Regions from separate parts of the Homo sapiens genome. Here all the other regions are linked to region 1. A link is a contact called in ENCODE Hi-C or POLR2A ChIA-PET data. All regions are on one chromosome and are shown on one strand. Each heading gives the region's core, a stretch centred on a gene start or an enhancer-like site at or near the end of the contact. The rest is flanking DNA. Distances are from core to core; before and after follow the strand shown.

Region 1 (2,700 bases), core at 9-2,508:
CCACTTTGGGAGGCAGAGATGGGCGGATGGCTTGAGCTCAGGAGTTTGAGACCAGGCTGGGCAACATGGCAAGACCCCGTCTCTACAAGAAAATACAAAAACTAGCTGGGCGTTGTTGTGCACACCTGTAGTCCCAGCTACACTGGTGGCTGTGATGGGAGGATAGCTTGAGCCTGGGAGGCGGATGTTGCAGTGAGCAGAGCCTACCCTTCCCTGAATGTGGTAGGCTAGAAAGTCAAACGGAAAATTAAAAAAAAAAAAAAAAAAAAGCAACAGAAAAACACTCTTGGGTTGTGCAGAGAAAGGGCTTTTGAACCTGGGCACAAAGAAGTGAGTGCCTGAGATCAGAAATCATAAACTCCCAGACCATCACAGCTGAAAGGGTGAAGAGATGATGATGATGATTAACAGCAGGAAACGTTTTTGAAAAAGTGCTCTCTACAGGTGTTTCTGTTTCGGCTTTCCCCTTTAAAATCGTGTACTTTGCATTACCTTATTTAATCCTCACGGCAACCCAGTGGGGGTAGGTATTATCACTGTTTTACAGATATAAAAACTAAGGTGTATAAAGTGCCCAAGAACACACAGTAAGGAGCCAGGACTCCTAATTCCAAAGTTCGTGGTCTTAACTGCCTTTAGCTGTTTTGGTGACTGAGTCTAATCCAACACAATTTTACAGATGAGGCTCTGGGAGGGGAAATTGTCTTACCCAACTCTTAACACAAGGGAACTAGAATTTGGGCCGCCCTTCCGGGCGCCAATCTGGTCAAGGATTTGTCACAGAAACTCAGATTTAGGAAACATTTATTAAGTACTTGCATCATTGCAATCCATCCTCAAAGCAGCCTCCGTGAAGTATTACAGTACTTCGTGTTACAATACTGATCATATGGGGAAATAAGCTAAGAGGGATAATTCCTCCCAAGATCAATTTAGCAAAATAGCGGCACTGTCGGGATCACACATTCAGGTCCTGAATGTGAGGCTGCCAGCAGTTTCATTAACCTAATCCCAGGCTCCTTCCTCCCGCACCTGAGGGTAGGAACGAACCACCCCCCCCCCCCACCCCGCCCCGGACCTGGAGCCCTCTCAGAGCGGTGCATTCTGGGATTCGCCCGCGAAGAATACCGACTCTGTGGGCCAATAGAATCCGAGCACAGGCGACTGTATCCACCTTCGCTGTCTGCAGGTTGCTCAGGCCTCCCTCAAACTAGCCAATGAGAAGTGCACGGGTCCTGGTCGCCTAGGAAACCGCGTGACAACAAGATGGCGGCGCTGCGGGACGGCTAGCGGCCCTGCGTGGTGAGTCTGGCTTAAGACCTTTCTGCCCCTGGAGTCCCCACGCAGGCTGGAGCCCGAGCCCCGAGGGCCTGCGAGCTCCGCGGCTCCCACAGGAGAGGTTCAAGACCCTGCTTACCATGACTACGCGTGGAGGCGGAAGGAGGCGACACGGCCTCCAGGGCTGGGTTAGATCGTGATAGACGTCGCTCCCTGAGCGCGTCCTGGGGGCATTAGGGAGTCCTGGCAGCGGGCCGGACCGTGTCCCCGCCAGAGCTCTGGGCTCTGGGGATGACGGAGAGGCCGAGGAGGTGTGAAGAAGAATGTTGTGAGTCAAGCACAGCACTGAGTTTGGTTCCAAAGATGTAGAGGCATGGTGCAGAGATTTGCTCTCAGAGCCAGGTCTGAAGTGGGTGACAACTCTGCCTTAAGGACCTTTTGGCCTGAGGGGTAGTCACAGTCCTGCCCTTGGAAGCCCCAAAGTGAAGGAGTTAGGCGACTGTCCTCAGGGCTCCCTAATCTGAAGGAGAAAGAGATATGCCCCTGCCCTCAGGAGTCCCCCCAAACGGACAGGGAAATGCAGCCTTTGCCTTCAGGGGCCCTTGTAATCTGGGAGAAGATTAACCTGGAGACAATGTGTCGGACTGGACTGGAGTGACACTGGAAGTAGGGAAGTCAGTTGGGAGCCATGTGACAGCCCCCAGAATGGGCAGTGAGAGTCCCACTAGGACGGCCGACGGTGGCCATGGAAAGGGGCAGCTATATGTGAGAGAGTTTAGCCTGCAGGGTTTGATGTAAGAGGCAAGATGGCGTAAGAGGGAAGGAAGGAGAGAAAAAATGTGGTTGGGTGATGGGGTCCCATTAAGAAGGGGGAAGTGGGAGGAAGTGAGTTTGACGAAAATGTTGGATTTGGTTTAGGAGTTTTGTTTTTTTTTCCCATGACAGCTTTATTGAGATATAATTCACGTATTACATACTTCACTCCTTTAAAGTGTAAATTTCAATTTTTAGTATATTTTAGTATATATTCCATTTATATGAAATGTGCAGTGTGGGCAAGTCTATAGAACAGAAAGTAGATTTGTGGTTGCCTAAGGCTGCCTTGGAAAAGGGGTGGGGGCTGGAGGGTAAATTGGGGGTGACTGCCAAAGGGTACAGGGTTTGTTTAGGCTGACGAAAATGTTCTAAAATTGTGATGGTAGTACAGCTCTGTGAATATACTAAAAAGAAAATTACACTGTAAGAAGGTGAAATATGTGAATTATATCTCAAAGCTGTTTTATGAAAAAGGTTGCATACTGTATAATTCCATTTGTGTAACTTTTTTGAAGTAAGAAAATTATAGAGATGGGCCAGGTGGGGTGGCTCACGCCGGTAATCCTAGCACTTTGGGAGGCTGAGGCAGGAGAATTGCTTGAACCT
Region 2 (2,700 bases), core at 11-2,510, 450 kb after region 1:
TGGCACACACCTGTAGTCCCAGCTACTTGGGAGGCTGAGGTGGCAGGATCGCTTGAGCCCAAGAGGTTGAGGCTGCAGTGAGCTGAGACTGTGCCACTGTACCCGAGCCTGGGTGACAAAGCGAGATGGCTCTGTCCACCATGAAGACAGGCTCTGGCTGCAGAGATGGTTGAGGTTCCTGGCTGACCTGCTGCAGACTGGGCAAGAGGTGGCTGAGCTTCTATCCTCCCTCCACCAAAAAAAAAAAATTACAAAATTTTTGGCCGGGCGCGGTGGCTCATGCCTGTAATCCCAGCACTTTGGGAGGCTGAGGCAGGCGTATCACGAGGTCAGGAGTTCGAGACCAGCCTGGCCAATGGTGAAACCCCGTCTCTACTAAAAATACAAAAATTAGCTGGGTGTGGTGGCGTGCGCCTGTACTTCCAGCTACTAGGGAGGCTGAGACAGAAGAACCGCTTGAACCCAGGAGGCGGGGCTGCAGTGAGCCGAGATAGCGCCACTGCACTCCAGCCTGGGCGACAGTGAGACTCCGTCTCAAAAAAAAATTTTTTTTACATATACAATATGTAAACATTACGTATAATGTACATATATTCCATCTATGGAGATTGTGGTTAGGGACGGAAGGATGGGTGGGGGTGCCAACATTTTTGCATTTCCAAGGGGTTTTCTGAATTCACAAAGTACTTTCACAACCTCATTTGATCCTCTTTAAAATCCAAGGCACAGTAAACGGTGAAAGCAGGACTGAAATCTAGTTCCTGACCCCAAATTTTAACCTCTTCAAAATCCTCTCCCATGTGGCTTCGTAGTTACGCTTACATTAAAAAAAAAAAATTACCAAAGTTGTTCGCACACTCGAGTGTCTGGTAACCACTTAGGTCGAGGACCCCTGGTCTGGAGTCGACGGGCCTGATCTCGGCTCAGCCACTTCCTTCTGGGGGTGATCGCGAAGATTCAGCGATGACACGAACAAATTCCTAAGCCCGGGAAATACTGTAAGAAATTTTCAATACAGCAAAAAGAAAATGTACATTTCTGAGGCTGTCGAGAACCGTTCACACAGCAGCTTCCGAATCCGCTCTTGAAAGAGCGGATCAGAAAGAACACGCACTCCTCCGCGCAGGGAAATATGCCGCACGCACTCAAGGGACCGGCCGCGAAAGTTAGTGCGTGGGCGGGGCACAGCGAAGGGGGCCAGGGCCTTGCCGGGGCGGGGCTGGCGCCCGGGGCGGTCGCGACGTAGCCCCGCCCCCAGCGTTGGCGCGAGATCCGAACGTCGGCGGCCGCGGTTCTGGCGTTCCCTGAGGCGCCGGGAGCCTGCGCCGGCGTCCTGCCGGCTTCGTCTCCTCAGCGGCCATGAGGCGGACAGGCCCCGAGGAGGAGGCCTGCGGCGTGTGGCTGGACGCGGCGGCGCTGAAGAGGCGGAAAGTGCAGGTGGGACGCTGGGGGATGAGAGGGCGTTGGGAACCAGGTAGGGCCTGGAGGCGTAAGACGGGAGGAGTTTGGGGGACACCTGGAGATGATGAAAGCGAAGTCGGGGACAGAGAAGGGAACAGCGTTGGGGATTCACAGGCGAGAGGGATTGTGGTCTGAAGAAGGTTGAAAAACGGGGCTTGGGGAGGATGGGAGGGACGGAAGGAAAGAGCGTGCTGTTGGGGGGTCTGGAGGAGCGGTGCGCAGGGAGGGGCGGCGAAGGTTCAGGTGTGGGAGAGGCGGAGGGAAAGTTCGCTCGGAGCAGTTGAACTGACCAGGCTCCCTAGGAGGCCACAGTCCCTGCGAGACGTCCTAGTAGAGGCTGGAGCATTGGGAGATGGATGCGAATGCAAATTGGGGAAATTCTCACCCCGGGGTCTGTTTCCACCCAATTTGCCAAGTTGCAGGCCAACTACCTGCCCAGAACCGGTAACTTTGAGGGGAAAAGTAGAAGCTATGGGAAGGGGAGCTGGCCTCCTATGTACTGAGCAGTCACTGGGTGCCGGATACTGCATTAGATACTGAATATGCGTTATATGTGTCGTCATTCTTGCTGGGAATGAGGAAACTGAGGTTCAGTAACTAACCTAGGCCCGCCTAACTAGAAGGAGCTGGAAATCACATTCAGGTCTGTCACCTAGGCAAGATGCTCTTCAGTCACTGTAAAGAAACAAAAGTGCGACATAATAATCATTCATGTTTATTGAGCATTTTATGCTGGTGCTAAGTGTTTTAGGTATGTTACCTTGTTTGGTACAATTCTATATGGTAGATAGTGTAATGATACCCATTTTACATACGGAAAACAGGCTCAAAACAGACACTAGGGGCAAGATTCTTGCTCTCAGGTTGCTCACAGTCTTATAGGGAAGAAAAGAGGTGTATAAATAATAACAACAATACCTAACCTTTATTGAGTGCTTTCTATGTGTCAGGCATTTTGCCGAGACTTTATACACTTTATCAATGGCAGGTACTCACCAAAATTCAGTAAAGTAGATTTTGTCATTATCCTGGTTTTATAGATAAGAAATTTGATCATTTTATTATTATTATTTATTATTATTATTTTTTGAGATGGAGTCTTGCTCTGTCGCCCAGGCTGGAGTGCAGTGACACAATCTCAGTTCCCTGCAAGCCCCACCTCCGGGGTTCACGCCATTCTCCTGCCTCAGCCTCCTGAGTAGCTGGGACTACAGGCGGCCACCACCACGCCCGGCTAAT
Region 3 (2,700 bases), core at 1-2,500, 390 kb before region 1:
GGGAGTTCCCCCGCCGGCCGCGGAGGGGCCGCCTCCCCCCATGGCCCCGAAGCGCTGCTGAGCGAAGGACGAAGACGACGAGGAGGCGGAGGCGCTGGAGGAGGGAGGCGGCTTGGAGCCGGCAGCCGCCGCCGCGCCGGAGCCCGGAGTGCCACCTCTCGGGGAGCTCAGCGCGTAGGCCGGGGCGGGCGGGGGGTAGGCGCTGCGGTTGGGGTAGTAGGAGTTGTACTGGTGGTTGGGGAAGCCGTGGTCGTGAGAGTTCTGCTGGGGCCCCGCGTAGGGCTCCAGGCCCCCGCCGCCGCCGCTCTGCAGCGCTGCCAGGCCAGGGCTTTGTTGTCCGCCATGTTGTTGGTGGAAGACGGCGGCCGCGGCGGCGGCGACGGCAGACGGGCTCCGGCCGTAGGGTTGCCCGAAGCCGTAGGCTGGGGGCGGCAAGGCGGCCGCGGCTGAGTGAGGAGGCGCCCCCACCCCATCGCTGCTGCCGCCACCGCCGCCGCCGGGCGGCTCCGTGAGGTTATTGTTCAGGGCGGGCCTAGGGCCCGCGTTCCCGTTCGAGTTCTTCAGGTCCGGCTCCGCGCCGGGCCCGCCGCCGCTGCCGGCTCCGCCGCCGCCGCCACCCCCATTGCTCTCGGCCCCGTCCTGCAGCTCCTTTCCCAGCGGCTGCGGCGGCCCCACGGCGGGGCCCTCGCTTTCCTGCCCGGCGGCTGCCTTCATTTCCCCGCGCTCGGCCGCTGCCGCCGCCGCCGCCTCGCCCCCCGCCTCCTCCCGCTGCTGCTGCTCGGCTTTCTTCAGCTCCGAGGGCGGCGGCGGCGGCGGGTTGCCCAGGCTGCTGGCGGCGGCGGGGGCGACCTGCGCGGCCATGATCCCCGCTGTCTCGTCCGCGGAGAGACCCGGCCCTGTCTTCGTCTTCTCCCCCCCTCCCACCCCGCCCCGGGGCCCAGTCCCCCGGGCTGCCCTCCCCACCCGCCCGGGCGGGCCTCGCGGGGCTCCGCTGCTGCGCTGCGCTCGCTCCTCTCCCCCCCGCCCCGCCGGCTCAGGCTCCGGGCTGGCGGCGGCGGAGGAGGAGGAGGCGGCGGCGGCGGCCGAGGCGCCGGCGGCTCAGCTGCTCCCGGCTCTGTAGGCTCGGGACCCGGCTCTCCCGGCTCATTCCCCCCAAGCCCTTGCCTGGGAATGAGGGGGGCGGTGGAGGCTCCGCTCCCCAGGGCCTGGCCCCGCTGTGACTCTCCGCTTTCTGCTGCCGGAGAAAGGAGGAGGGAGGGAGGGAGGGAGGCGAGGGGGAGGGGGCGGGGAGGGAGGGAGGGAGCGGGGGGAGGGGGACCCGGGACGGGCGGGCTGGAGGGCGCGCGGCAGCAGCCGGGGCGCCGGGAGCCAGAGTCAGAGCGCGGGCCGAGCCCGGCGCCCTGCCTCCCCTCGCCAGCTGCGGCTTGGGTCGAGGCTGCTGCGCGGCAGCGGGCGGGCGAGCAAGCGGTCGGCCGGACTGAGCGGCTAGAGCGCCCCACTCTCCTCCGAGTCCCCCTCACTCCGACACGAGGCTCAGCACTGCCATTTTACCCAGCGCCGTCGCGGCCGCCTGGCAAACCCGGAGTGGAGAGCGGAGCGGGCGCAGGCCGTGGAACGGACTCGCTCCCTTCCCTTCACAAAGGAGGAGGGGAGAGAACAAGCCGCGGCGGCGGCAGGCCCTCAGCCGCTTTCGCTAGGCAGCGCCGCCGCCGAAGGCTTCGGAGAAAACCCGGCCCGGAGCCCGCGCATCTCTGGAGCCTGCGCCGCCTCCCTCCCGGCGTCCCTATCCAGGTCTGTCCCCTCCCGGCCGTACCGAGGGGAGCGGGCAGCGTGAACTTTACCCGCGGCTGCAAAATTGGCCAGAGCCTGAGACCGCGGCCGCCTCGGCCCAGCCCTGACCCCCTGGCAGCGGGCCCGGTCCGTTGGCTGCTGCTTAGCACCTCTACAGCACTTTTCGTCTTCAAAGCCTTCTACGGACCCCGCTAAAGACCCAACCTTTTTTACCCTCTTTGCAAGCCCGAAAGAATGACTGATCATTGTTCAGACGATTCGTTTCCCACTCGCCTGCCCTCATTAGCCGGTCCTTACAAGGCTCTGGGGGCATGAGGTCCGGATTATCCCCATTTTACAGAATTGAAAGAGAGGGGAGGGAACTGCCTGTCACTTAAAGTCAGAGGGCAGAGGAGGGTGACTTTAAAAAGAAGTGGAGTCACCAAAGCTGCCTTCGGTCTACTTGCCTTTAAAAAAAAAAAAATCAAGTTGTGAGCACATTCAACAATGGGATCAGAATATCAAAATGGATTTGAAGTCAAAACTGATCATCTCACCACTAACTTAAAATGGAGGCCACTGAAGTTGCTTTAGGAGCATAGAACAGTTACCCAGCAGGAAAACCTAAACACCGTTTCTCACTCCCTCTTAAGAAAACTTAGCCTACCATGACAAGTAGCCCCAGTCTCCAAAGACAGTACCTTCTAATACTGAAAACCCACAGAAGAGGCTCCAGGGACTGCAGGAACCTGAGTGTTCAAACCATTACAGAAGAGAGATGCAGAAAATGGAAACCATTTTCTCCTTGAAGAAAAGGCACAGTCCAACAAGTCACTTAGAAAATGGATGCTTGTCAGATTTGTTTTCTATCCTGTAGCGTAAAGATTGTTTAAAGTTTACCATTACATTCTAAGAGACCCCGATTGAGCT
Region 4 (2,700 bases), core at 136-2,635, 440 kb before region 1:
TTCTCCAAAGAGAATACGGAAGGCAAAGTCCATTTTCTGAATATGGCATTTTTCCTTTTCTATTTTTTTGAGACAGAGTTTTGCTCTTGTTGCCCAGACTGGAGTGCAGTGGCACAATCTTGACTCACCGCAACCTCCGCCTCCCAGGTTCAAGCGATTCTCCTGCCTCAGCCTCCCAAGTAGCTGGGATTACAAGCACATGCCACCACGCCCGGCTAATTTTGTATTTTTAGTAGAGACGGAGTTTCTTAATGTTGGTCAGGCTGGTCTTGAACTCCCAACCTCAGGTGATCTCACCGCCTCAACCTCCCAAAGTGCTGGGATTACAGGTGTGAGCTACCGTGCCTGCGGCCTTTTCTTAAAGGATCTTTTTGCTGGTCTTGTACAGGAGTTGGTCCTAACAGTAAAAGCAACAGTAGAACCACTGGACTAGCAGTCAGAGAATCCAATGTTCTCATTTACTGAATGACCCTGGACAAGTCTCTTGCCCTTTCTGGGCCTTAGGTTCGTCATATGTAAAGTTGGGGGTGGGAGGGGAGACGGGAATGGGGTGTCAGTATTGTAAATATTCTGTTGGGCTAGTTCATGCAGCCTCCATTCTATTCTTTCTCTAATTGTAGAGGTTAAAAAGCTTAAAAACGAAATTTCCAAGAATCCCTTGGTTTTGGATACAATTCAGCTTCTGCTAATGAGAAGCTGACTCATGAGATTAGATCAAAGTAAGCAGAGACCATATTTCTGTCTCCTTTACTTGTTTCTGCAGGAGCATTTTGGTTCCATCCTCCACTTAACTGGGTGCTGGTTCTGGCGGCAGCAGCTACTGCTTCTTGATTCCAGTTTACTGATTCTGGACCACAGGTTTAGGGGTATGATTCAAGAGCAATCAATCTAATAGTAGCTCCGAGATAGACGTTCCCCTGGTAGGTCAAATCTAGGTTAAATCTGGGTCTGGTTTCTTGGAGGCCAAGCCTAGAGCAAGCTCCCTCACTCCTTCCAGTTGTAAGCCCAAATTCCCTATATTAAATCTCTCTCTTTTAAACATAGCTAGACCTAGGGTCCAGTACAGAAATCCTCTGACTCAGTATTATCAAATGATCCCAAAAGAGTGGCTGTAAAGGAAGAGAAAAAAGATTTATTCACGAAGCATATTTTTTGTAGGAAATGGGCAAGAGGGGGGAGCCTTAGGCCTTTAAATACATTTGTCCAGGACAACCTCCTTCACTTCTTCCCTTTTTACAACCTCACTGTACTTTCTCTCTCTCACCCTAAGCTCTGAGGGGGTGGGTGGGGGGTTTGAATTGCTCACACAGGATGGAGGGTTGAGTCAGCACACGCTTTCTTTTCCATCCCTATGTTTTCTGCAGCCTGTTATTCTGCTGAGGATGGCATAACCTGCCCAACTCAAAATAAGTATCACCTGGGCTTCAGGGAAGCTTGGGCCAGAGAGGATACCAAGTGTCTTCTTGAGTAGTAGGAAATACATTTAAAAGCTCCAGGTACAAAAGAATCAGGACATACCAGTCCCGATAGCTCTGTGTACTAATAAGTGAGGACAAGTTTGGCCCAACTTAACTTCCTACAGCAGGGCTGACGACAAACTGAAAAACAAGGTAAAATTCAAACGGTGTGCTTAATGGGGAAGAGGTACTTCCAGCCAGACCTCTGTAGGACTAAGTGACTCAAGAGCCATCATACTAGAGTTAAGGCTCAGTTGCTTTTCAAAGATTGAGGCTGTTCCGAAGGAAACAAAAGGTTCCAGCAAGAGGAATCTGTGTGAGACACACAGGCAGGAAGCAGAGCTGAGCCACCAGCGACTAGAATAGAAACAGGAAATGGGCCCAGGAACAAGCATACAGTAATCTGCTGCAAGCAGCACAGGCTCAGGCAGTCAGCAGGCAGTATCAGGGTTGGAACAGTGTGACTAAGATGGAGAAGCGGATTGGCCAGTCCAGCCCAGAGAACCAGCGTTCTAGAGAAGGGATGGCTACATGCACAGGGTACATGCTGCTCTTAGCAGTCTGGGCAGATATGACAGAGGGGGTGGGGATTTCCTTTTCGAGACTCTGAGAGAGCACCTGGGCTATAATTCAAGGGGAGCAGGCACAGATACATGGTCAGCTATAAAGAAAACAGGTCACCAACCTCAGAAAGACCCTGCTTCTCTGGTTACCAAAATCGCTAGTGACATTTCTGTTATCTTTTTGAAAATCAACCATCAAAAACCTAGATAAGGACTGTGGGCCCTCTCTCCTTCTATCATGAAATGAACAAAAGGGAACAGAAACTGTGTAAAATTAAAATCCTTCAAATGTTTTAATTTTTTTTTTTTTTTTTTGAGATGGAGTACTGCATCCTCTGCCTCCCGGGTTCAAGCGATTCTCTTGCCTCAGCCTCCCGAGTAGCTGGGACTACAGGCCCCTGCCACCACACCTGCCTATTTTTGTATTTTTAGTAGAGACAGGGTTTCGCCATGTTGTCCAGGCTGGTCTTGAACTCTTGACCTCATGATGACCCGCCTCAGCCTCCCAAAGTGCTGGGACTATAGGTGTGAGCCACCGTGCCCAGCCAAATGTTCTAATTTTTAAAGCATTTATTGAGAGGATTTGTCACTCCTCTCAATAAACCTAAACAACAAAACGTCAGCTCCCAAAGCTCAACTAGGTAGCAAGAATCTAGGAGGTATTCAACAAAGGTTTACAA

The links. A loop is a pair of places that touch in the nucleus more often than their neighbours do. ChIA-PET counts read pairs that join two places held with the same protein, here RNA polymerase II (POLR2A). Pooled maps may share reads with other maps.
Region 2: a pooled map shows a loop between it and region 1 (5-fold over the local background). The contact joins the promoter of AUNIP here to the promoter of UBXN11 in region 1. A Hi-C loop is called at or near these places in 5 of 50 pooled maps.
Region 3: a map of naive thymus-derived CD4-positive, alpha-beta T cell shows a loop between it and region 1 (6-fold over the local background). The contact joins the promoter of ARID1A here to the promoter of UBXN11 in region 1. A Hi-C loop is called at or near these places in 1 of 168 maps with a recorded cell type or tissue (naive thymus-derived CD4-positive, alpha-beta T cell), 2 of 37 single-sample maps with no recorded cell type and 7 of 50 pooled maps. POLR2A ChIA-PET finds 5 or more read pairs at or near these places in 1 of 52 experiments (OCI-LY7).
Region 4: a loop to region 1 is called in a pooled map, with 5 times the contacts of the local background. The contact joins the enhancer-like site here to the promoter of UBXN11 in region 1. A Hi-C loop is called at or near these places in 4 of 50 pooled maps. POLR2A ChIA-PET finds 5 or more read pairs at or near these places in 2 of 52 experiments (K562 and activated CD4-positive, alpha-beta T cell).

Annotation. Positions count from the first base shown.
Region 1 is chr1:26,305,194-26,307,893 of GRCh38, reverse strand. It overlaps UBXN11 (UBX domain protein 11), which reads left to right and starts at 1,258. Exons shown (of 15, transcript NM_001389556.1): 1 at 1,258-1,302. RefSeq lists enhancers at 928-1,017, 1,418-1,467.
Region 2 is chr1:25,858,017-25,860,716 of GRCh38, reverse strand. It overlaps AUNIP (aurora kinase A and ninein interacting protein), which reads left to right and starts at 1,260. Exons shown (of 3, transcript NM_024037.3): 1 at 1,260-1,437. The coding sequence starts at 1,360. RefSeq lists silencers at 443-502, 1,103-1,362 and enhancers at 354-979, 853-1,082, 980-1,605.
Region 3 is chr1:26,694,565-26,697,264 of GRCh38, reverse strand. ARID1A (AT-rich interaction domain 1A) reads right to left here and starts at 1,250. Exons shown (of 20, transcript NM_006015.6): 1 at 1-1,250. The coding sequence starts at 861. LOC124900417 (translation initiation factor IF-2-like) reads left to right here and starts at 860. Exons shown (of 2, transcript XM_047439473.1): 1 at 860-1,048; 2 at 1,300-2,700. The coding sequence starts at 860. The coding sequence ends at 1,986. RefSeq lists silencers at 1-236, 287-616, 987-1,146, 1,237-1,566 and enhancers at 545-1,480, 1,481-2,417.
Region 4 is chr1:26,743,421-26,746,120 of GRCh38, reverse strand. All of the region lies in intron 4 of ARID1A (AT-rich interaction domain 1A), which reads right to left. Among named protein-coding and RNA genes, the nearest start is that of PIGV, 43 kb to the left of the region's middle. RefSeq lists an enhancer at 1,721-1,790. Within about 2 kb of position 1,385, at least 31 of the 41 ENCODE cell types and tissues checked have a DNase peak (open chromatin) inside an H3K27ac peak, as active enhancers do.